3 separate regions of the Homo sapiens genome follow, and all the other regions are linked to region 1. A link is a loop called in an ENCODE intact Hi-C map of the cell type or tissue named here. Cell type or tissue: endothelial cell of umbilical vein. All regions are shown on one strand.

Region 1 (8,000 bases):
TCTCTTTACTCCTAACTAGTATAAGACAAATCTGACTTGCCTAAAGCCAATTTCTTGCTCTGTGCTTGGGTCCTATCCAATCTCTTCCAGAGACATCACCCATGAAACATCATCTCTCTCAGCAAAATCTTTTTTTTTTTTTTTTTCTGAGACAGAATCTCGCTCAGTCACCCAGGCTGGAGTGCAGTGGCACGATCTCAGCTCACTGCAAGCTCCGCCTCTTGGGTTCACGCCATTCTCCTGCCTCAGCCTCCCGAGTAGCTGGGATTACAGGTGCCCACCACCACGCCCGGCTAATTTTTTGTACTTTTAGTAGAGACGGGGTTTCACTGTGTTAGCCAGGATGGTCTCGATCTCCTGACCTTGTGATCCGCCTGCCTCGGCCTCCCAAAGTGCTGGGATTACAGGCGTGAGCCACCGCGCCCGGCTCAGCAAAATGTTAAATGTCTCATTTGTACTGCCTCTTTATACACACATGTGCTGGAGTATTTACATTTCTCCACCTTAAGTAAAAAAACAAAAACTTCCTTGATCCTGGGTCCCCCACTAGACACCACTATTTCTTCCTTTCCCTTCATCCTCAAGACTTTTCAAAGTGGTCCAGCCAGCCCTACTATCTTTTTGTTCTTATGTCCCAAACACTCTTCACCCTACTTCAATCTGGGTCCTGGTCTCATAAAAAAATGGAAACTGCTCTCACCAAGGTCCCCAGTGATTTCTACTAAATGCAACAGACATTCTTCACTATTTACATCTTGACTTTTTGTGATACATGACAGTGTTTTCCACTCTTTCCTGTTTTTAACTCCCTCTTTTTTGGGAACTTTTCCCTCTTTGGGCTTTTGTGATAATGATTCCTCTTTTCATTTGATGTCTCTGGCTGTTCCCTCATGATTTTTATCATCAGTTGTCTTTTTTTAGGTTTTGTTTTTGTTTTTAGCCCCTTCTCAGGATTCCTTAGAGCTCTTCAGGATTCAGTTCTATGGCCTCTTTTCTTTTCATCTTGCACACCATGCCTGTTCCATTTGTATGGCTACACATGTCACCTATAGCTAAAGACTTCCAGATCTGTACCTCCAGCACAAATCTCCTGAGTTCTAGACCCATATGACCAACTGCCTGTTGGGTAGCTCCACTTGGATGTCAATGGTCACCTTAATACAGTATGTCTAAAATTAAATTGCTCATCTTCCTTGCCCCCAGAACCAAAACTGTCCTCCTTCTTTATTTCTTATCTCAAGGACGATCACCAGTATGTACTCAGTTGTCCAAATCAGAAACCCGGGAGGTTCTGGATGCTTTCTAATCTGTTCTCCAGATTGCCTGCAGAGTAATCATCCTAAAACATAAATCTGATCATGACACTCCCTTTCAATGGCATGGTTCCCCAGTGACTTCAGGATCAAGTTCAAGCTACTACTTCTGAATCTGCCCTAACTACCATGCTGGCTTTCTCAGTGCCATCCTTTTGCTCTCATATCTATGCTCCAGACATAATGAACTACTTTCACATCTCCCTCAAACTGTTAAGCTCTCCTCAGGCCTTTGCAAGACACTACACCAAGAGTTTATATGCATGTTCTTATTTAATCCTCCCAATAAGCCAAGAGGAAGATATTATCAACCCAATTTACTGGCTACAGAGAAGTAGCTTGCTCAAGGTCACATAGCATTTGTGCAGCTGGGATTCAAACCCAAGCCTGACTCCAGAGCCCATATTCTTTTGTATTTTTATTTATAAACTGAAAAGTATCTGAGGGCCCTTATTCTTTATTATCCTATACTGATGCTGCAACTCCCATCCCAGAAAAGGAAATCATCAAATTTCTCACCAATTGCACTTCTCTGATTTTGTACTTTGCTTTTAATGGGGAGAGAATAAGGTGACTTAAAGCATACATGCTTACATCACATGTCTGACTTGTTATCTATACCACTCCCTGAGAGATTGCTGCAGGGGCTGTGGAGAAGTGCCCCACTTTAGCTTTCATCCAGCTCTGAAAAACAGGTCACATAGACTTGGGCAGCTTTTTAGTCACCTGTTCTCAAAGAGTAAAACCACTCAAACATGGAAGACCTGGATGGCTGCCCTCTGCACCCAGGTCTCATTTTTTTCCAGAGCCCTTTAATGAACTGTTCATAGGTAATCAATAAATCACTTGGAAACAGTGTACTCCCAGGAAATGGCAAATTCTTCCTTAAAGTACTCAAACAAATAATCTACATCTTTTATTGATAAGGTTCAGCTGAGGCATTCTTTTCTTTTCTCTTTTTTTTGAAACGAAGTCTTGCTCTCTCACCCAGACTGGAGTGCAATGGCATGATTTTGGCTCACTGTAACCTCCACCTCCCAGGTTCAAGTGATTCTCCCACCTTGGCCCCTTGAGTAGCTGGAATACAAATTTTTGTATTTTTAGTCGAGACAAGGTTTCACCATGTTGGCCAGGCTGGTCTTGAACGCCTGACCTCAGGTGATCCACCCGCCTCGGCCTCCCAAAGTGCTGGGATTACAGGCATGAGCCACTGTGCCCAGCCTCAGCTGAGGTATCCTAAGAAAACACTCTATGCAATAAATGCTGGTTCTTTATTCCCTATTGATAGGATTTATTGACTTGTTACTATCATCTATCATCTGGAATTATGACTATAATTCAGACATCAGCAAAAAAAAAAAAAAAAGGGGAGAGAGAAGCTTATTATAAAAGGACTTCTCAAGAAATAGTTGATTCAGTTATTCCTTCAGCAAATATTTACTGAGGTTACAAAGATGAATAAGACAAAGTTATTACCTTTCAGGAGAGTACAGACTTGTGAGGAAGAAATACGGAAAGAGACATTAGAGTATCAGGTAGCAGGCCGGGTGTGGTGGCTCACGCCTGTAATCCCAGCAATTTGGGAAGCCAAAGAGAAAGGATCACTTGAGCCCAGAAGTTCAAGACCAGCCTAGGCAACGTGGTGAGACCTCATCTATAGTCCCAGCTACTTGGGACGCTCACTTGATCCCAGGAGGTCAGGCTACAGTGAGCCACAATTGTGTCACTGCACTCCAGCCTGGGTAACAGAGTAAGACCCTGTCTCTAAAAATAATAATGAAATAACAGAATATCAGGTAACAAATTCTATATAAATAAGGCAATGGAGAATGAAGAGGACAGTGTGTGTGACTCTGCCTTGGGGAATCTAGGAAAGACTTCAATGAGGATGTAACTTCTAAACTGGCTGAGTCTTTCAAGATAGCTCTATGAGGTAAGGTGGGTACACGGGTTTAATGGGATGTGGAGGGATAAGAGGTAAGGCTAAAATAGGTTAGACCAGATTTGTGTCTTTTTAGTGACTTTCATAAATAAACCAATGAAGGAAACAAAAATGGTTTAATTGGGTTGGAAATTTCTGATGCACAATGTATTAAGATGATGGACAGGTTGGGGCTTAAAGACAGTTCTGAATATTGGTGGCTGCTAAGTCTTGCAAGAAATTCTGGGGCCATTCTTTTCTGTTTTCCATAACTATGAGTTTCTTCTCCATCTCTCATTCTGCACATACAGACATAACCTTAGAACTCAGTTCTCCTCTTTCATACTGTTTGTATATATTTTTTATCATTATTGGCTACAAATAAACAGCTAATGGAATTGATGTAGAGTAACATACTTTTATTTTATTTCAACCAGGATTTGTGGAAAGTTTTCTAAGTATATTCTAGAAAATGTTACACACAGTTACTTCTAACTGAAAGTTCCTTAAATGCAATGCATCAGGATCTATATGTCGGTTAACTATTTGTTCTATATAATCTGTATTAAGAAGTTTAAAAATAAATGATACTTCTTTTGAAGATTGTTTTGGCCTTTTTTATCTGTAAGACAAAAAGCCTATGTTTATAAATTAATCCCCAATGTAGTCCCTGGTGCTTAGTAAATATTTGTTGATGGAATTAAAATCCACGTGAATACTGAGCTTTATTACTACCCAATGCTAGCCATAGCTATACCAGCAAGGCTGACTGATCTGCTTCCCCAAGTCAGGAGAGGAATTGAAGACATTTTTCCTTGTAATTCTACTAGAATGTAAGCTCTTTGGGAATGTGGTCCATGTCTTAGTCATTTTTGTATTTCTTGGCAAATGTGGAAGAATGTGTTCAGCATATAACATATATGTTTTAACTGTTCAATCAATGAGTATAGGAAAGTGATGAAAATCTAAATTAGTCTGTCCTAAAATGACCACTAAGTTCAGTCCCAGACACCAAGTAAATAAAGCAAATAATAAAGCAATCAAAAGAAGATGCTAAAACAACAACAGAGTTGTTGAAGAAAAGTAATTATGTGAGAGACACGTCATAAAGAGACTTTGAGTCATGGATAGATAATCTACAATACATGCCAGTACACTTGAAAAGCAAAGTGCTACAATTCGACTGCTCTTGCCTCCACCTGCTGGTATAGGAAAGTAATTTTTTAGATTGGGCAGAAATTGTTTAGCAACCATAGAAAAATGCTAGGAAAACAGTGGGCTTTCAAAGTTATCTTGCCAAGATAATATATAAACATCCTATAAACAACCATTCACGAAAAATGTACACCATGAACTCAGCTACAAGTATGTTGAGTATAGAGAAGAACTACGCTAAATATGGAGACATTCTGGCCTTTATTTTGAGTAGCCTCTAGCATCTGGTAAAGTCAAAAGCATTATGAGTTTTCCTTCATTGTACAGTCTCTTTTTTGTATTGAAAAAAATTGCATTTGAATTTGAGAACTAGAATGATCATTACAACTTCAATGGTCTAATCTTGGTCTTATGTAGCATAAATATACATTTATTTTGGAAACAGTGCCACATACATCCTTAATGTGTACAACTTCCTCTAGCAGTAAGACTTAAGAACAATGATTATTTTCAACTCTTTTTACAAAATGTTTATGATCCATTTTTTTAAAAAAGGTAACTTTATTTTAGATTTTGTAATGTAATAAGTTTTTGTTTCCAAATTTCATTGTAAATAAATGAAAAGGAACTCTTCAAAATTTTCTTTTTTAAGAGATATGAATAAAAATGTTAAAATGTTAGAAACTACTTAAGGGCATATGAAAAACTGTATGATGCTAGAAATATTTGTAATATTTCTGCCACTGACAAATAGAGCTTTCAGAAAAGGTTCACATTACAAAGTTGAACAAAAATCTCAGGTTCTAAAAAATAAGTAACAAAAGATAATTGGTTAATTTTCTTCTAATTTTGTATATGACACAGCTAACTTAATGATTATAGGTTCTAAATAAATTGATTATACATGAACTTGAAGAGATTTCTTTTCTTAAATCCTATCCCTGGCTTATGTAAAGCCAACTGAGACCACAGAGCATATAAAATCAAGTGCTGCTTCACAAATGAAATAAAGTGTTCCTTGATTCATTACTAATGCGACTATCCACATACATGGAAAACCACAACTCAGATATTCCCCTTTTATTTTTCTCTAGAAACATGAATAAATTGCTTTTGGCACACTTAATTGGTGTTTGGGGCATACTTTTCACAATTGAAGTCCTTAGTAAATTACTCAGGAGAGAGACTCTCCTCTTTCAGTACATTATTTAATACTTAGGCTTGTTAGTGTGTGTCATTTACACATAAATATTTTGTTGTGTGAATGATGATGCCTAGATCCTCTCATCTGAGGCCTGGCTAATAGCTAGTATGCTTCTTGTTAAGACTGGTTCAGTCAAAAATAAGTGTTAATTATTTTTACGTGTGACAATGGTATTATGATTATGTTTTTGAAAAAAAAATTTCACAAAGTGATCTACAGATTGAATGCAATCCCTATCAAAATACCAATGACATTCTTCACAGAAATAGAAAAACAATCTCAAAACTTGTATGAAACCACAAAAGGTTCCAAATAACCAAAGCAATTTTGAGTAAAAAGAATAAAGCTGGAGGTATCATACTACCTCACTTCAAAACTTATTACAAAGGCCAGGCATGGTGGCTCACACCTGTAATCCCAGCACTTTGGAAGGCCAAGGCAGGCTGATCACTTGAGGTCAGGAGTTTGAGACCAACCTGGCCAACTGGTGAAACCCTGTACTAAAAATACAAAATTAGCTGGGTGTGCTGGTGTACACCTGTAATCCCAGTTACTTACTCAGGTGGCTGAAGCAGGAGAATCGCTTGAACCAGGGAGGCAGAGGCTGCAGTGAGCCAAGATCACGCCACTGCACACCAGCCTAGGCAACAGAGCGAGACTCCATCTCAAGAAAAAAAAAAAAAAAAAAGAATTACGTATATATTATATATATATAATATACGTATATATAAAATATATATATATAACAAAGCTATAGTAACCAAACAGCATGGTACTGGCATAAAACAGACACATAGCTGATGGAACAGCCTAGAAAGCCCAGAAATAAATCCACACATTTATGGCCAACCGATTTTGGACGAAGATGCCAGGAACACACGAAAAGACAGTCTCTTCAGGGAACGGTGTTGGGAAAACTGGAGATTCACATGCAGTCGAATGAAATTAGACCCTCATCTCATCCCATATACAAAAATCAACTGAAAATGGATTAAAGACATAAATGTAAGATCCTAAACTGTGAAACTACTAGCAGAAAATGGTTATGGTTTGAATGCTTGTTCCCTTTGAAACTCATTTTGAAACTGAATCCTCAGTTTAACAGTATTAAGAGGTGAAGCTGTTAAGAGATGATTGGGTCATGAGGGCTTTGCCTTCATAAGTGGATTAATCCATTCATGAATTAGTGGGTGAATTAATGGGGAAGAACAGGAGTGGGTTAGTTATCAGAAGAGTAGATCTGTCATAGGAGCCAGTTTTGTTCTCAGTGTGCCTCACTCACCGCGTTATGTCCTCCACCATGTTATGACACACTGAGAAGGCCCTCACCAGATGCAGAAGACCCTCGACCTTGCACTTCCCAGCTTCCAGAACCGTAAATAATAAATTTCTTTTCTTTATAAATTACCTAGCCTCAGGCATTCAATTATGGCAACAGAAAATGAACTAAGACAGAAAATATATGGGAAAAGCTCCATAACACTAGTGTGGGCAATGATTTTTTGGATATGACCCCACAAGCAGAGTCAACAAAAGCAAAAGTGGACAAATGGGATTACATCAAACTAATAAGCACAGCAAAGGAAACAATAAACAGAATGAAGAGACAACCTATAGAATGGGAGGAAATATTTGCAAAATATACATCTCATAAGGGATTAATATCCAAAATATACAAGTAACTCAATAAATTCAATAGCAAGAAAACAACCCCAATAAAAAATGGGCAAAGGACTCAAACAGACATTTCTCAAAAGCAACATATAAATGGCAAACAGGTATATGAAAAAAATGCTCAACATCAACATTAGGGAAATGCAAATTAAAACCACAATGAAACATCATCTCACACCTGTTAAAATAGCTATTATGGAAAAGACCAAAGATAGCAAGTCTTTGGTGGAGAAAAGGGAACCCGCACACACTGTTAGTAGGAATATGAATTCATACAGCCATTATGGAAAACAGTATGGAGGTTTCTCAAAATATTAAACATAGAACTACTATACAATCCAACAATCCCACTACTGGGAATATATCTTTAAAAAATGAAATCAATATGGAAGAGATATCCACACTCTCATGTTTGCTATATATTATTCACAATAGACAAGACATAGAATCAACTTGTGTCCATCAGCTGACAAATGGATATAGAAAATGTGGTATACATACACAATGAAATATTATTCAGCCATAAAAAAGGAAATTCTGTCATTTGTGACAACATGGATGAACCTGGTGGAAAGTGTTAACTGAAATAAGCCAGCAACAGAAAGACACATACTGCATGATCTCACTCATATGTGGAATGTAAAAAAGTTGATCTCATAGAAGTACTATAGAAAGTAGAATTGGCCAGGCATGGTGGCTCATGTCTGTAATCCCAGCACTTTGGGAGGCATAG
Region 2 (8,000 bases), 480 kb before region 1:
GCTGCTAGAGTACAAGGAAGGAGGATATAAATAAAAAGATAGAACTCATTCAAGAGGACTCTGCATTAAGGCAGACTATTAATATAAATCATTGCATTTCTATAACAGCAGGGGGGATTTATCATTTCATTTATCCAGACTTTGCTGAAGAATTTTTAAATGTGCCACAGTTTGCCCCATAGGCGTCTGAAAGCACATGTGATTTTAACCAGTGTAATGTTTGAGTACGTCTGGCCCCCTATCAAGGTTGATAATAAATGTGATTTACAAAAATGTAGCAAAGTAGGTCACTGCTATCTGCAAACATGGCTCACAATAATCAAAGGAACATAGGAAGAAAATGATGGGAACATAGGAAGAAAATTTCCAAGATGAGAAATTAAATAGTGTGCCTTTTCTGGACAGACAGAATCCACTGCAAAAGCACAACACTGATTTGCTTTTCAGCCACCAGACCTACTCTTCTTGTAGCCACGTATGACTAAGCCCTAGGGCAATGGCAATAAAATCAGAAACCATTTGGTAAGTAGAATCTTGGGAGATTATATTGACCTATGTGTCCCTCATGGTGTCCCACCATGTTAAGCCAAACAGTGCCCCAGCTAAATCCTAACCCAAATAGGCAGAGTATACAAATAAGCCAAAGTCATAGTCACTTCCCAAGTACCTCCCTGGCAGTCCCACCCACCTCCTGACACAGTATCATGACCACCCATGTAACAAAGGAAGGACTATTATCAGGATACCCTGCTCCCCACCTATAACCCTTAGAGATCTTATGTTTCCAATAGGCAGCATGATCAACTTTCTTAGCACCCAGAGCCAACACAAATGTTCTGCATTCTAGGTTTTATATACCAGTGAAAGGAAAATATGTATTCTTCTTTTATCCAACTATTGCTATGTTTATCAAGGACTATAACTGGGCCCAAAACCTAGATGGAACAGGTTCATTTAATAAGGGTGTTCTAATGCAACAGCTGGACATGAAAAGAAAAGGAAAGAAACAAAGAAAAGCCACTGTGCAGATATCTGAGGAATCCAATCCTGATCTCATTTTCATAAAATTATGAAGTCCCAACAGTACATAGCAGTTACAAACTCTGCTTCATGAATCTTCATTCATTCACCCAATCAATGTGTCCTGACCATCAGCTGTGACCTAGAAACTGCTGGGGTGGGGAAAGCAGTGATTATTCATAAGATGTAATCCTTGGCCTTAAGAAACCTTGAGAAGTAGGAATATCTGTGTGTGTACACATGCTCAGAAATAGGTCATTACAACTGAGTGTGCAAGTGCTATGGCTGGGGATATAAGGCCTCTAACAAGTATAGCAAGCTGACTCAGGCCACCCACAGATCAGGTCCTAATCCCTGGAACCTGTAAATGTTACCTTATAAGGAAAAGGGGTCTTTGCAGATGTGATTAAGCTAAGGATATTGGCATGAGGAGATTATCCTGATGGGCCCTAAATCCAATCATAAGTGTCCTTATATGAGAGAGAAAGAGGGAGATTTGATACAGACACACAGTAGAAACGGCCATGAGAAGACAGAGGCAGAGATCAGAGTGATGCAGCCACAAACCAAGGAATGCCGGCAGCCACCAGAAGCTGAAACAGTCAAGAAAGGGATTCTCCTCCAGAACCTTCTGAGGGTGTGCAGCCTGAACTACATTCTGACTTTGGACTCTGGCCTTCAGTCCTGTGACCAAATTCATTCCTGTGTTTTAAGCCATCAAGTTTGTGGTCATTTGTAATAGTGGCCACAGGAAACTAATACACCAAAAGTTGGGAAAGACTTTCCAGGGGGGAAACAAAAATGCCTGAGCTGCGTTGTAGAAGGTGTGGAGATGGAAAGTGAGAAGTCAGTGGTTGGTTGTGGCTGGTGTAGAAAATGCAAGAAGGCACCACTTCTCAGCCTTTTAGCTAAGACCAAGTGTAGTATATGTTCCTATCAGTTTAAAATGCAAGAAAGTGAGAGAGAAGACCAGTCGTGGGCTACATTATGGGGCTACATTATACATTGTCAATTATTTGTTTTGTTTGACATTTATTCATGGTGAATGAAAGGGAGCTATTGCAAGGTATTCAGCCATTTACAATTTAGACTTACATTTCAGAAAGGTCTCTCTACCCATACTGTAGAGACCTTTACCACCCCCACCCCCATATCTAGTCTATTGGGAAATCCTATGGACTCTATATTCCAAATACATCCAAACTCCTGCTTCTTTCCCTGTAGACACTGTTACCATTCTGATCCAAGCCATGGTTGTCTCTTCTGGATTTTGAAATAGGCTTCCATTTGGGCCTCTGCTTTTCTTCTTGCCTGTCTGTAGCCTAATCTCAACACAGCACTCAGCATGTCACTTAAATCAGGTCATGTCACTCCTCTCCTTCCCATTTCACTCAGAGCAAGAGCCAAAGCCCTAGAATGCCCCTTCCCGTGCTCCACTGCCTCACACCCTGGGCCTGACCTCCCTCCCTCACCCTGAGGCAGACACAGTGCCTCCTCTCTGCCACTCCCTGAACACACCAACCCAGTCCTGCCTCAGGCTTTTCACACACCGTTTGCTTTGTTTGGAATGATTTGTCTCTTTGATATCCCTTACCTCCTTCAAGTCTTTGCCTAAATGTCACTGTCTTGATGAGGTTTACCCTAACACAATTGTATTTTAAACTGCAACCTCCCTCTTACCCTGCTTTTCCTCTTTTCTTCCATATCTTCTAACATGTCTGATATAGTTTGGGTGTTTGTCCCCTCCAAATCTCAAGCTGAAAAGTAATCGCCAGTGTTGGAGTGCGGCTTGGTGGGAGGGGTTTGGGTCATGGGGACGGATCCTTCATGAATGGCTTGGTGCTGAGTTCTCCCTCTGAGTTCATGCAACATCTGGTTGTTTAAAAGAGTGTGACACCTCCCCCAACTCTTGCTCCCACTCTCGCCATGTGGTGCCTGCTTCCCCTTCACCTTCCACCATGATTGGAAGCTTCCTGAGGCCCTCATCAAGAGCAGATGCCAGCACCATGCTTTCGGTAGAGCCTGCAGAACCGTAAGCCAAAATAAACCACTGTTTTTTATAAATTATCCCAAACTTAGGTATTCTTTTATAGCAAGAACAGACTAATACAATATCTAAATTTGCTTATTGTGTTTATTATTTAATATCCATCTCCCCCTCTAAAATGTAAGCTCCATGGAGAAAGGAATCTTTGTTTTGTTCACAGCCATAACCTAGGTGATGACACATATCAGGTGCTGAAAAAATATTTGTTGAATAATTAAGTGAACAATGAATGGGAACAGGATAGAGCAGAGGTGACCCTGGAGGCTGGGAAGCCAGATGAGCTCAGAGCACTGCGTAATGCTCTGACTCTAAAATGATGTAACCCATGGCAAGCCTTTAAATGTCAACTCGAAAGGATGACAAAAAAAAATATTGGTTCTGAAAATACACTAATTAGCCCACAATGTTTGCTGGACTATATTATGTCAATGTTCAGATAGATTTCGGTAAACATTCTGAACATTGGGCTTAAAAGTCATTTAACAAATATGGATTAAGCTATTATGATAGTGAAGGACATTCAAACATCGAATCTCAAAAACTTTACAGTTTGATAAGAGAAATAAGGTATCTAGAAGATTGTCACATATTTTAGAGGGGTTTTGTAAGTAGGCTGTTATAAGAATATTTGTAAGAATGCAGCAACTATAAACAAGCAATGCTGACCAAGCCATTCTCGCATATAGTATTGCTTGAGTATAAATTAAAGCAGCATTTTTGAAAAGCATTTTGGTAATACACATTAATAGCCTTAAAGAATTTTATTCCACGATCTAAAGAGAAAAAAGTGCACAGGAAAAAACTGAGAAAAAATACGCCAAAATGTTAACAATGATTCTTTCTAAAAGATTAATCACCAGATACCAGTGACAACCCAACAGTTTTATGTGACAGTGAAACCCAGCGGTCCTAGTCAGCAGGGGGCACTCGTCCATGCAGTGATTAAGGGATCCAGACTCCTTCCATCTCCTGGTTCCTCACATCCCCTAGAGCCTAATTATCAACTGCTTCCTTCCAGCAGACAGAAAAACATCTTGAGGAAAGTACACTAGTAACTTCAAAGTCTTGGCTTGAAAGTGACCTGTTTACACATCATTGGTCACATGTAGATGCAGTGGGTGAGAGGTAGGGACTGCAAAATCTATCCCCAGACTAATTATGGAAAAAAGAACAAGACGTTTGGTGAACAGTAAAGTGAGCCTTCTCTGCCACAGGGGGATATTCTTCTCCTTTATATGTATCTTTATTTTCTAAATGTTCTGTAATGAACAAGCACTGCTTTAATAATGAGGAAAAAATCATACATTTATATATACATATATATACACATATATATGTCTGCAAAAAGAAAAAAGTTAATAATCTTTGATCCAGTAAATTCATTCTTTACATTTATAATAAATAAATAATTAGATTGTGGGGGTTGGCTGGCAAAATGGCCAAATAGGAATAGCTTCAGTCCACAGCTCCCAGCAAGATCAGTGCAGCAGGGAGGTGATTTCTGCATTTCCAATTGAGGTACCCAGTTCATCTCATTGGGACGGGTTAGACAGTGGGTGCAGCCCACGGACAGCGAGCCAAAGCAGGGTGGGGCATCGCCTCACCCAGGAAGCACAAGGGGTCAGGGAACTCCCTCCCCTAGCCAAGGGAAGCCCTGAGGGACTGTGCCATGAGGGACTGTGCATTCCAGCCCAGATACTATGCTTGGACTGTGCATTCTGGCCCAGATACTATGCTTTTCCCATGGTCTTCACAACCCACTGACCAGGAGATTCCCTTGGGTGCCTATACCACCAGGGCCCTGGGTTTCAAGCACAAAACTGGGTGGCCATTTGGGCAGACACCCAGCTAGCTGCCAGAGTTTTTTTCATACCCCAGTAGCACCTGGAACACCAGTGAGACAGAGCCGTTCTCTCCCCTGGAAAGGGGGTGCTGAAGCCAGGGAGCCAAGTGATCTTGCTCAGAGGATCCCACCCCCATGCAGCCCAGCAAGCTATGATCTACTGGCTTGAAATTCTCACTGCCAGCACAGCAGTCTGAAGTCAACCTGGGACACTTGAGCTTGGTGGGGGGAAGGGCATTACTGAGGCTTCAGTAGGCGGTTTTCCCCTCACAGTGTAAGCAAAGCCACTGAGAAGTTCAGACTGGGCGGAGCCCACTGCAGCTCGGCAAAGCTGCTGTAGCCAGACTGCATCTCTAGATTCTTCCTCTCTGGGCAGGGCATTTCTGAAAGAAACACAGCAGCCCCAGTCAGGGACTGTGGGCGCAGCTTTAGCAGACTTAAACGTTCCTGCCTGCTGGCTCTGAAGACAGCAGCAGATCTCCCAGTACAGCATTCGAGCTATGCTAAGGGACAGACTGCCTCCTCAAGTAGGTACCTGACCCATGTGCCTCCTCATGGGGAGACACCTCCCAGCAGAGATCGACAGACATCTCATACAGGAGAGCTCCAGCTGGCATCTGGTGAGTGCCCCTCTGGGATGAAGCTTCCAGAAGAAAGAAAAGGCAGCAATCTTTTCTGTTCTGCAGCCTCCGCTGGTGATACTCAGGCAAACAGGGTCTGGAGTGGACCTCCAGCAAACTCGAGCAGACCTACAGCAGAGGGGCCTGAAGGGGCCTGAATGTTAGAAGGAAAACTAACAAACAAAAAGGAATAGTATCAACATTAACCAAAAGGATGTCCACACAAAAACCCCATCCCAAGGTCACCAACATCAGACCAAAGGTCAATAAATCCACGAAGATGAAGAAAAACCAGTGCAAAAAGGCTGGAAATTCCAAAATCAGTATGCCTCTTCCCCTCCAAAGGACCACAAGTCCTCGCCAGCAAGGGAACAAAACTGGACGGAGAATGAGTTTGACAAGTTGACAGAAGTAGGCTTCAGAAGGTGGATAATAACAAACTCCTCCGAGCTAAAGGAGCATGTTCTAACCCAATGCAAGGAAGCTAAGAACCTTGAAAAAAGATGAGATGAATTGCTAACTAGAATAACTAGTTTAGAGAAGAACATAAATGACCTGATGGAGCTGAAAAACACAGCACGAGAACTTCGTGAAGCATGCACAAGTATCAATAGCCAAATCAATCAAATGGAAGAAAGGATATCAGAGATTGAAGATCAACTTAATGAAATAATGCATGAAGTCATGATTAGAGAAACAATAATAAAAAGGAAAGAACAAAACCTCCAAGAAATATGGGACTATGTGAAAAGACCAAACCTACATTTGATTGGTGTATCTGAAAATGATGGGGAGAATGGAACCAAGTTGGAAAATACTCTTCAGGATATTGTCCAGGGGAGAACTTCCCCAATCTAGCAAGACAAGCCAACATTCAAATTCAGGAAATACAGAGAACACCACAAAGACACTCCTCAAGAAGACCAAGACACATAATCATCAGATTCACCAAGGTTGAAATGAAGAAAAAAATGTTAAGAGCAGCCAGAGAGAAAGGTCGGGTTACCCACAAAGTGAAGCCCATCAGACTAAGAGCAGATCTCTTAGCAGAAACCCTAAAAGCCAGAAAAGCATGGAGGCCAATACTGAACATTTTTAAAGAAAAGAATTTTCAACCCAGAATTTCATATCCAGCCAAACTGAGCTTCATAAGCAAAGGAGAAATAAAATTATTTACAGACAAACAAATGCTGAGAGATTTTGTCACCACCAGGCCTGTCTTACAAGAGTTCCTGAAGGAAGCACTAAATATGGAAAAGAAAAACCAGTACCAGCCACTGCAAAAACATACCAAATTGTAAAGACCATCAACACTATAAGAAACTGCATCAACTAACGGGCAAAATAACCAACTAGCATCATGATGACAGGATCAAATTCACACATAACAATATTAACCTTAAATGTAAACAGGCTAAATGCCCCAATTAAAAGACACAGACTGGCAAATTGGATAAAGAGTCAAGACCCATCAGTGTGCTGTATTCAGGAGACCCATCTCAAGTGCAAAGACACACATAGGCTCAAAATAAAGGGATGGAGGAATATTTACCAAGAAAATGGAAAGCAAAAAAAAGCAGGGGTTGCAATCCTTGTCTCTGATAAAACAGACTTTAAACCAACAAAGATCAAAAGAGACAAAGAACACCATCACATAATGGTAAAGGGATCAATGCAACAAGAAGAGCTAACTATCCTAAATATATATGCACCCAATACAGGAGCACCCAGATTCATAAAGCAAGTTCTTAGAGACCTACAAAGAGACTTAGACTCCCACACAATAATAGTGGGAGACTTTAACACCCCATTGTCAATATTAGACAGATCAACGAGAGAGAAAATTAACAAGGATATTCAGGACTTGAAGTCAGCTCTGGAACAAGAGGACCTAATAGAGAGCTATAGAACTCTTCACCCCAAATCAACAGAATATACATTCTTCTCAGCACCACATCGCACTTATTCTAAAATTGACCACATAATTGGAAGTAAAACACTCCTCAGCAAATGCAGAAGAATGGAAATCATAACAAGCAGTCTCTCAGACCACAGTGCAATCAAATTAAAACTCAGGATTAAGAAACTCACTCAAAACCGCACAACTACATGGAAATTGAACAAACTGCTCCTGAATGACTACTGGGTACATAACGAAATGAAGGCAGAAATAAATAAGTTATTTGAAACCAATGAGAACAAAGACACAATGTACCAGAATCTCTGGTACACAACTAAAGCAGTGTTTAGAGGGAAACTTATAGCACTAAATGACCACAGGAGAAAGTGGGAAAGATCTAAAATCAACACCCTAACATCACAATTAAAAGAACTAGAGAAGCAAGAGCAAACAAATTCAAATGCTAGCAGAAGACAAGAAATAACTAAGCTCAGAGCAGAACTGAAGGAGACACAGACATGAAAAACACTTCAAAAAATCAATGAATCCAGGGGATGGTTTTTTGAAAAG
Region 3 (8,000 bases), 430 kb before region 1:
ACTGCTTCTGTTTTGGTAGAGAGGTTTTCTTCATTCAGCTGACAATTCCCATTGTGCTGTATTTTGTTTTCCTCAGTCCTTGGTGCATCCTTGTCATCTACTTCTTTGCTCACACTTGAATCTGGTTCTTTATTGTGCTCTTTCTCCTACAATGAGTAATTAAGGTATGCATTTAATATTTTCCTCAAGAACTGCCTGCTATGACGACAAAAATGTGAAACTTTATCTTTTGCAAATTTAAAAAACTGGGTATGATTTTCTCTCATTACGTTTTCACACAAAATGAATATGCAAACACTATCAATTTCCCCTTTGTGTTCTCATAAAAGATGGACAATCCATGGAAATTAAATTAGAATTGGTGAACAGAAATTTTAAGCAAGTGCTCAATAAATGTTGCTGACAGACTTGAAAAACGGAGACAGATCTATTGAAAGAGTGAAATAATTTCCAAGGATGCCAGGATAGATTTTTAATCTGCAAACCAATGCAGCAAAAATAAGGAAATGTGGAAAAGGAAGTCACTATGCCTCCTGGAAAAGGCTGTTCAAGAGCACTCCAATTTCTACCCTCAATTTAAAAGAGTTAAATGAGAACAAACAGTGCCCGGCACATCGTAAATGCTTAATAAATGTTATCAATGTTATTGATGATGATGATAATCGTCTATCAGTATTACAGTACATAAAACTATAAGATAGATGTTCCAAAATTCATAATTTCCAAATACAAATATACTTTACCAGTGTAAGTAACTTAATTCACAACTACTTGAAGTATTTATCCAAGTGACAAAAAAGCTCACTTGGTGGAATGTGGTTTTCCATTAGGTATTCTAACCCAACAAACCTAATGTTAACTACACAAAGTCTTTTCAAACTTGCTGAAACATAAATTGAGGAAAATGGCATCAGGCAGAAATCCTATCTACATAAAATCAAATACATTTGTTACTGTTGATTTCTTAAATTTTTCTTATTGCATGCCATGTTAGGATTTAACTTAGTTTTTTTAGTTTTAATTGGCTCTTATCTCTTCAACATTTAGTTTTTTTAAATTACCAATTAAATATTTTAAATATTTTAAAATGCCATAAAATGCCAACAATGTACAAGACACTGTTCCCCAAAGAGCTTTCAGTCTAAAACCATTTGTATGCAATAAAGAACCATTTCAAGTGCCAGACACCGAATGACTGCTGCTTACTTTAAGTGAAGTACTGTTCTTCTCCAACTTCTCCTTCCCATCTCTATCATTAGAACTCTTTCTCATAGACGTTGAACGTTCTCTCTCTCTTCTTTCACTGATGTGGTCCCTTTCTTTTTCTCTCTTTTTATCCTTCTTATTTCTGCTATAAGAATATTGATATGTCAGTTAAATTCTAAGAAATTGTAAGATCTATTATATTCTTGACAAAATATCCTTTTCTAACACTGGATATCTAAAATAATGCATTGTTAATAAGCATCAACAGTAAGCTGGTTTGCAAAGTAACATAAATGAGCCCTACAACCTGACCTACCCCACCCTTACCCCAGTTAGTTTCTTAAGGATACACAAGTCATTTTGGCAGAGGCCACCATATGTTCTCATAAAACACTATTTGGCATAGCCTATTTAATAGTTTTCGAATATTCAATATTTGTTTATGTACTGCAATAAGGAGAAAATAAAACCAAATGAATATGTATCCGCCTCATTTCGCAAAGAGAAACAAAGGAAAGACAATCAAATGATTGGTCAATTACACAGGGTGAATGGGAACAAGGCAGATGGAATGGAGACAGGAGTGACATTTTCTGAATGTATCTTTTTGTCTAATTTCAGTTCATAAGAGAAAAGTTTTGACTTTCCTGGGTAAAGTATTTGTTTCAAAAATACAAACATGGCCTGCATCTATAGTATCCTAAGCCTTCCGTTATTCTCACAAAAGCCAAAAACCTATAAGCAAATAAACAAAAGACCCCTCTGCTGGAAAATCACAGAAAATCACCTAAAAAACCATAACCAATTAGTAAGGCAGTGGGATTAAAAAAATAAATATACAGAAATCAATAACTTTCCTATGTACAAACCTAACCTCCAATTAAACATAATGAAAGAAAATACCTCATTTCCAACAGCAACAACAACAAAAATTTCTAGGAATTAAGAAATGCATAAAGCCTGTATGAAACAAACGATGAAATATTTCTGAAAACACTAATGATGGCCTAATAAGATATACCACATTCCTTGTCTACAGCCATATCACCCTGAGCATGCCCGATCTCATCAGATACACCATATTCCTGGACAGACGACTTGTCATCATGAATCTTTATTAATAAACCTGTTTATCAATTTTCCCTAAGTTAATTTATAAATCGAATGCAACTGTAACACAAATCATCAATAGGTTTTATTTCTGGAATGCAGACAACTGACTCATGTTCAAGCAGAAAAATAACCACTGAAAGGAAAGCTAACTATACTCAAAAAAGCAATGAGGGGTATAGAGAACAGGCCTTGCCAAATACTTAAAAATACGGTATAATCTCAATAATTAAAAGGGTGGGACACTGGCACATGAACGGCCAGTCAAACCAATCCAAGGGCACAGAAGACCCAGAAATAGACCCAAACACACAGAAAAACACAGCACATGACAAAGGCAACATATCAAACTAATGTTAGAAAAATTGAGTTTTTAACAAATGGTACTGCAACAACACGGAAGCATTTGTAAAATAAAACTGAACCCATTTGCCATATTGTACACAAGAATAAGACTCTAACCAGAGATTTAACTGCAAAATATAAAACCATAAAAGTACAAGAAGGAACAATGGGAAAGTTCTATCATAATCTTGGAATAGGAAAAGCCTTTTATCAGTTTTTGACTCACATAAGAAGTCATAAAAGAAAAAGAGAAAGTTATTTTAAAAATGAAAAACCTTTGTAAAATCAAGTCTCACAAACAATTTTTTAAAAGAAACAGCAAACTGAGAATGTTATTTATAATCACATCACTAAACAATAAGCTCCCTAATATAAAAGAGTTCTTGGAAATAGAAAAGGAAACAAAAAGGCCAACAGGAAAATGGGCAGAGTATACAGACAATTCGCAGAAAAAGAAATACAAATGGCTTTCAAATCTATGAAGTGGTCACTTCTCTCATAATTAAGAGTGCAAACTGCTGCCAACTCTTATAGAGGATAATTAGGAAATATCTCTCAAAAATTACAAACATGCTTATTATCTAACTTAACAATGCCATTTCTTGAGATTTTTCCTACACACATGCACACTAAAAACAACTTAAGTCCAAAGCTATTCATTACAGCATTACATAATTTATGGTAAAAAAAATTCAAAAAACCCCTTCTACTGTAGCCTAGTTAAAAAACTAAGGTATGGCCATACAACGGAAGCCTACGCAATTATAAAAAGGAATTGAAGAAGCTCTCTCTGACCTGGTAAGTTAAGTGACAAAAAGACTTCCTGGTAGTTAAATGACAAAACCAAGGGCACAACAGTGTGTATTCTGTGTTGCTTCTTGTATTAGAAAAAAATGATACATTCTCATCTTGTTATCTGTATATGAAACTGGAAGCATATACAAAAAAACCTCACGAAGTCATTACTTCTGGGAACAGTGTAGATGGGCAAGAGTGGAAATTAAGACTTCCTGATACATAACTTTTATCTTTAATTTCTGAATAATGCATATGTATTATTCATTCAAAATATAAAGTTTAAAAAATAAAGAGAGAAATTTAAAATTTCAAAAAATATTTATTGCTTTCTCCTGTTTAGTTTTAGCACAAGCTCCCAACCTACCTCCTGGGGGACGGAGATCTAGAAGATTTCCTTTTTATGGTTTTTGATGTTCTTGGCGATCTGGAAGAACTCCTGCTCCTCCTCCTACGCCTTTCCCTGAAAATCAAAAACACATCATTTTTAAAAACAGCAATTGAAATAAACGGCAATTCAAATATACAAAAGCAAAAGGGTCCTTGATATTCTCATATGAACAGTATTCTTTAGAGGCCAGTTTAAACTTATGTCCTTTATGAGCATGTTCAATTACCTAACTTTAGAGTGGGTCAAATTATGAACCATAAATTTTACAGACTGATGAAAACATCATCTAAGACTTCATATTAGGAAGAGTAGAAGACCTCCTCCTTTTCACCTCGTTTATTTGAACAATTTCTTCAGTAGAAAAAATATTAATGGCGTGGCGTTTCTGCTTCTCTCAAGTGTATTTTCTCAGCAGCTAAAACAAGTTTTGCTTATCAAATCCTTTGTCATGTATCTAGCTCCTTGCTGCCCCACTGTGGATTATAACAAAGTAACAGGCCCTTTTCAAAAACTGAAACATAAACTGGCTTGTAAAATGTGAACTTTCTATACCCAATTATCAACAATGTCTACTTAAAAAGCATTTACATTACTATCATTTTAGAGAGAAATTGCTTTTCCCTCCAACCTCCTATCATTTCATTACTGTTGTTCTATTAATTTAAAATTTAGTGTACAAGTTGCTTAGATGTAAGCAAAACAGTTACAATCTGAAAAGTAAATATGACAGGAATAATTATAAAATAGATTACGTTATTATTATTAAAAACCATTTTGCTTATCAGATTAGCAAATGATACATATTCTAAACTACTTCAACTCAGAAACAATGAACTTCACTAGGTCTATAATTTAAGGGATATGGTACGAGGACATACCCAATGATCTATCTCACAAGTTCTGATAATCAGTGACCACATAGCTAAAAAACCAAATCCTCTGGAATTCATGTTATCCTTACCATTTCAGGAAACTGATTCTAAGAGACTAATAAAATAATTTAAGTTTTTCATTTCTAAAATAAAAAATGCTCACACGGTATATATAATATGTATTAAAATACAAAGCTCAAGAACTCTGAGAACACAACTCAATTCTACCTCTACCTAAGACTCTCTCCTCCATTACCCACTTTTATTCCCAAGACACTCCACAATTACACTTCTAATGTGGAAATTAGATACATTATTTGATTACATCAATGACATTCTCTTAACAGCTCAGCCTAAGAACCAAAAATACTTTTTTCAAAGCATGTGAATGTCAGCGTATTCCAGACTTTAAGATTACACAAAATCGCTCTGCCTTTATCAGTGTAATTCTTTTACTTATTTGTTCAGAAAGCACTATGTACAAGTGGATGTCTAATACCTACTAGCTGACGATAATGAGAGGAAAGTCTCCATAGACAGCAATCTAGACAATTACTTGAGAAAGAAATTGTATTAACAACTAAAGTTGGTGAGATTTAGACTTAAATTTGAGTTATACACCTTACCCAGCTATACAACCAGGATCATATTACTTAACCTAATCTGTTTTTCAACTGAAAAATAAAGACAATTAATAATTCAAGTTTTATTAGGTTGTTGAGGATTTAGGATAAAATCTGTAATGTGCAAAGCATAGAGTGTGACACAGAGTAGGTGCTCAATAAATATTGTTTTTTCCTTCCCTTTCTTGGTATCACCTTTAATGACAGTAAATTTAAGCATTAAAAAATTATTTAATATCATTTTCTTTAAAAGTATAAATTAGGAGACAATGTTAGAAATAAAAATATTAACTATTTTTTGAACAGTTAAAATATTCTCCATTTAGTAAACAAATCAGAACATTTGAAAAGCAGAAAAATGCTAAAAGACAAGAAATTGTAACTCTTGGCTGGGGGCGGTGGCGGCTCACGTCTGTAATTCCAGCACTTTGGGAGGCTGAGGCGGGTGGATCACCTGAGGTCAGGAGTTTGAGACCAGCCTGGCCAACATGGTGAAACCCCATCTCTATTAAATAAAATACAAAAATCAGTTGAGTGTGGTGGCACACGCCTGTAATTCCAGCTACTCAGGAAGCTAAGGCAGGAGAATCGCTGAACCCAGGAGGCAGAGGTTGCAGTGAGCAGATATTGTGCCACTGCATTCTAGCCTGGGTGACAAAGTGACACTCTGTCTAAAAAAAAAAAAAAAAAAAAAAAAATTCAAAGAAATTGTAACTCTTTACCAAGCTCTTCTGAAAGCATGAAACATTCCAAACTGCTGCCTTTATAAACTAATGTCAGTCATCTTTTATTCTCAAGGCCCCAGTTGTTACTGAAGAATGTATTTGAGCCAGGTGCAGTGACTGATGCCTGTAATCCCAGCACTTTGGGAGGCCAAGGAGGGCAGATCACTTGAGGCCAGGAGTTCAAGATCAACCTGGCCAATATGGTGAAACTCCATCTCTACTAAAAATACAAAAATTAGCCAGGCATGGTGGTGCACACCTGTAATCCCAGCTACTCGGGAGGCTGAGGTACAAGAATCACGTGAACCGAGGAGGGGGAGGTTGCAGTGGGTCAAGATCATGACACTGCACTCCAGCCTGGGCGATGAGCAAGACTCTGTTTCAAAAAATATATACATATATATTTAGGAATGAATGTGAACACTTGAACTTTCCTCTACACCAAACAACTTAAAATGGCCCGAGAAAAAGTTAAACATTCCCATGTCATCAAAAAAAGTAAATTCGTTATTAAAAAGGAATGAAAATAGTATTTGGTGCTGTGAAAGGTAATGTCTAAACAATCACAGAAACACAAAGGCATGTGTGACACAGAATCAATAAAATCACTTTGCAGTAAAGGTGTGGTTACAAGGCTCAAACCAGTACCCACAGCAAAGGAGGTTACATTAATTCTTCAATCTGTGGTTCAATGTGCTGAAATCCAGCAGTGATCTGTTTATTTTGAGCCTTGTTTTAACATATACTACTGCTTTCAACTTTATGCTTCTGAGGTAGTTTTTAAAAGTAAGTACAAGTACTAGAGAATTCTCAAACTTAATCTCTAAAATAAAGGAAAAGGGCTACTATACTTCTCATACAGAGCGTCAGCTTCCTCATGTTTTAAAACAGTGATGATAATAATCTTCTCCCAGGCCTGTTGTGAGGATTAAATAAGGTGAGACATGAAAAAGTCTACTGACATCATGTCTGGCATACAGTAAAGTGCACAATAAATGTCTACGATTATCTTTTATTATCTAGTCAAAGGCTGGTATTAAAAATAAACTACTAAAGCACAAGTTTTAAAAATGGGAAACATATATTCCTTTATCTCAAATTATTTTCTATTAAAAAACCATCTTTAAAAATCTTCAAAAATTTGCTAATATATATATTTAGTATTTTTAAGATAGTGTAGTATAAGTTAGGAACTTCCATTTACAGTCATGGTATCATCTGAAGTAAAGGATGTGGGTTTAGATAATCTTAAATCTCAAAAGTTGTTCTCATTGTACAGCTGTTACTATGGCAACTTGCTGCCACCTGGTGGTAGTAAAGCTATTAATAAACTGAAATCACGGTCCTAAGGAAAAACTCTAACCCTTAAAACTGACAAAATAAAACACGACCAAAATTTAAATGTTATGCACTTAACAAAATAAGGATAAAAATTAACTTAGGTGACAAAGAGGGCTAACACTGCAACTTCAGCAATCATTTTACATATTAAAATTAATCACACCATTCAAAAAAAGTTCAGGAAAAAGCCTAAGACGCAAATTCTTAATGTGCTTTTTAAAAAAAGTACCTTTCCCTGCCATCCCACCCTCTAAGAAAATAACAATTATTATTATTCTATTAAAATAGTGGTTACAAAGAATAGCTAAAACTCTTCAAATAATGTTGCCCAGTATCATCTCTTTCCCCACTCTGCTAGAGAAATGTTTACTCTGAAATTAGGAGAAAATGTTCTTATATTACTTTACAGGTTCCACTTGCGTACAGTAACCTTTTCTCCCTCCGTAAAAAATTTTGTTTCCAATTGTCATCAGCAAATCCCTTTGTAAAAATTTTAAGCATTATCAAACCTGCTGGAACTACGAGATCTTCGCGATGCATTGTAACTCCTGGGTGGTGTTCTGGATTTTTTATCCTTCTTTCTTTTTTCATC

What was found. Peaks named below come from ENCODE experiments on the same cell type or tissue, not always from the same donor. Only the 100,000 strongest peaks of a DNase experiment are listed, where the experiment ranks them.
Region 2: it touches region 1 in a loop (21-fold over the local background); 3 of 110 quality-filtered maps call a loop at or near these places.
Region 3: a loop joins it to region 1, with 4 times the contacts of the local background. A loop is called at or near these places in 8 of 110 quality-filtered maps.

Annotation. Positions count from the first base shown.
Region 1 is chr5:65,739,152-65,747,151 of GRCh38, reverse strand. All of the region lies in intron 1 of NLN (neurolysin), which reads right to left. Among named protein-coding and RNA genes, the nearest start is that of NLN, 21 kb to the right of the region's middle. In endothelial cell of umbilical vein, a CTCF peak has its summit at 4,433 (motif pointing left); a DNase peak (open chromatin) is centred at 4,381; H3K27ac peaks cover 711 bases.
Region 2 is chr5:66,219,833-66,227,832 of GRCh38, reverse strand. It overlaps LOC124901219 (U2 spliceosomal RNA), which reads left to right and starts at 1,909; the gene lies at 1,909-2,099. RefSeq lists enhancers at 4,189-4,688, 4,689-5,190. In endothelial cell of umbilical vein, a CTCF peak has its summit at 3,994 (motif pointing right); no DNase peak of the experiment used is centred here; H3K27me3 peaks cover 389 bases.
Region 3 is chr5:66,170,865-66,178,864 of GRCh38, reverse strand. It overlaps SREK1 (splicing regulatory glutamic acid and lysine rich protein 1), which reads right to left. Exons shown (of 12, transcript NM_001077199.3): 9 at 7,918-8,000; 10 at 3,824-3,919; 11 at 1,207-1,351; 12 at 1-146. Among named protein-coding and RNA genes, the nearest start is that of SREK1, 31 kb to the right of the region's middle. In endothelial cell of umbilical vein, a CTCF peak has its summit at 4,322; DNase peaks (open chromatin) are centred at 4,334 and 7,364.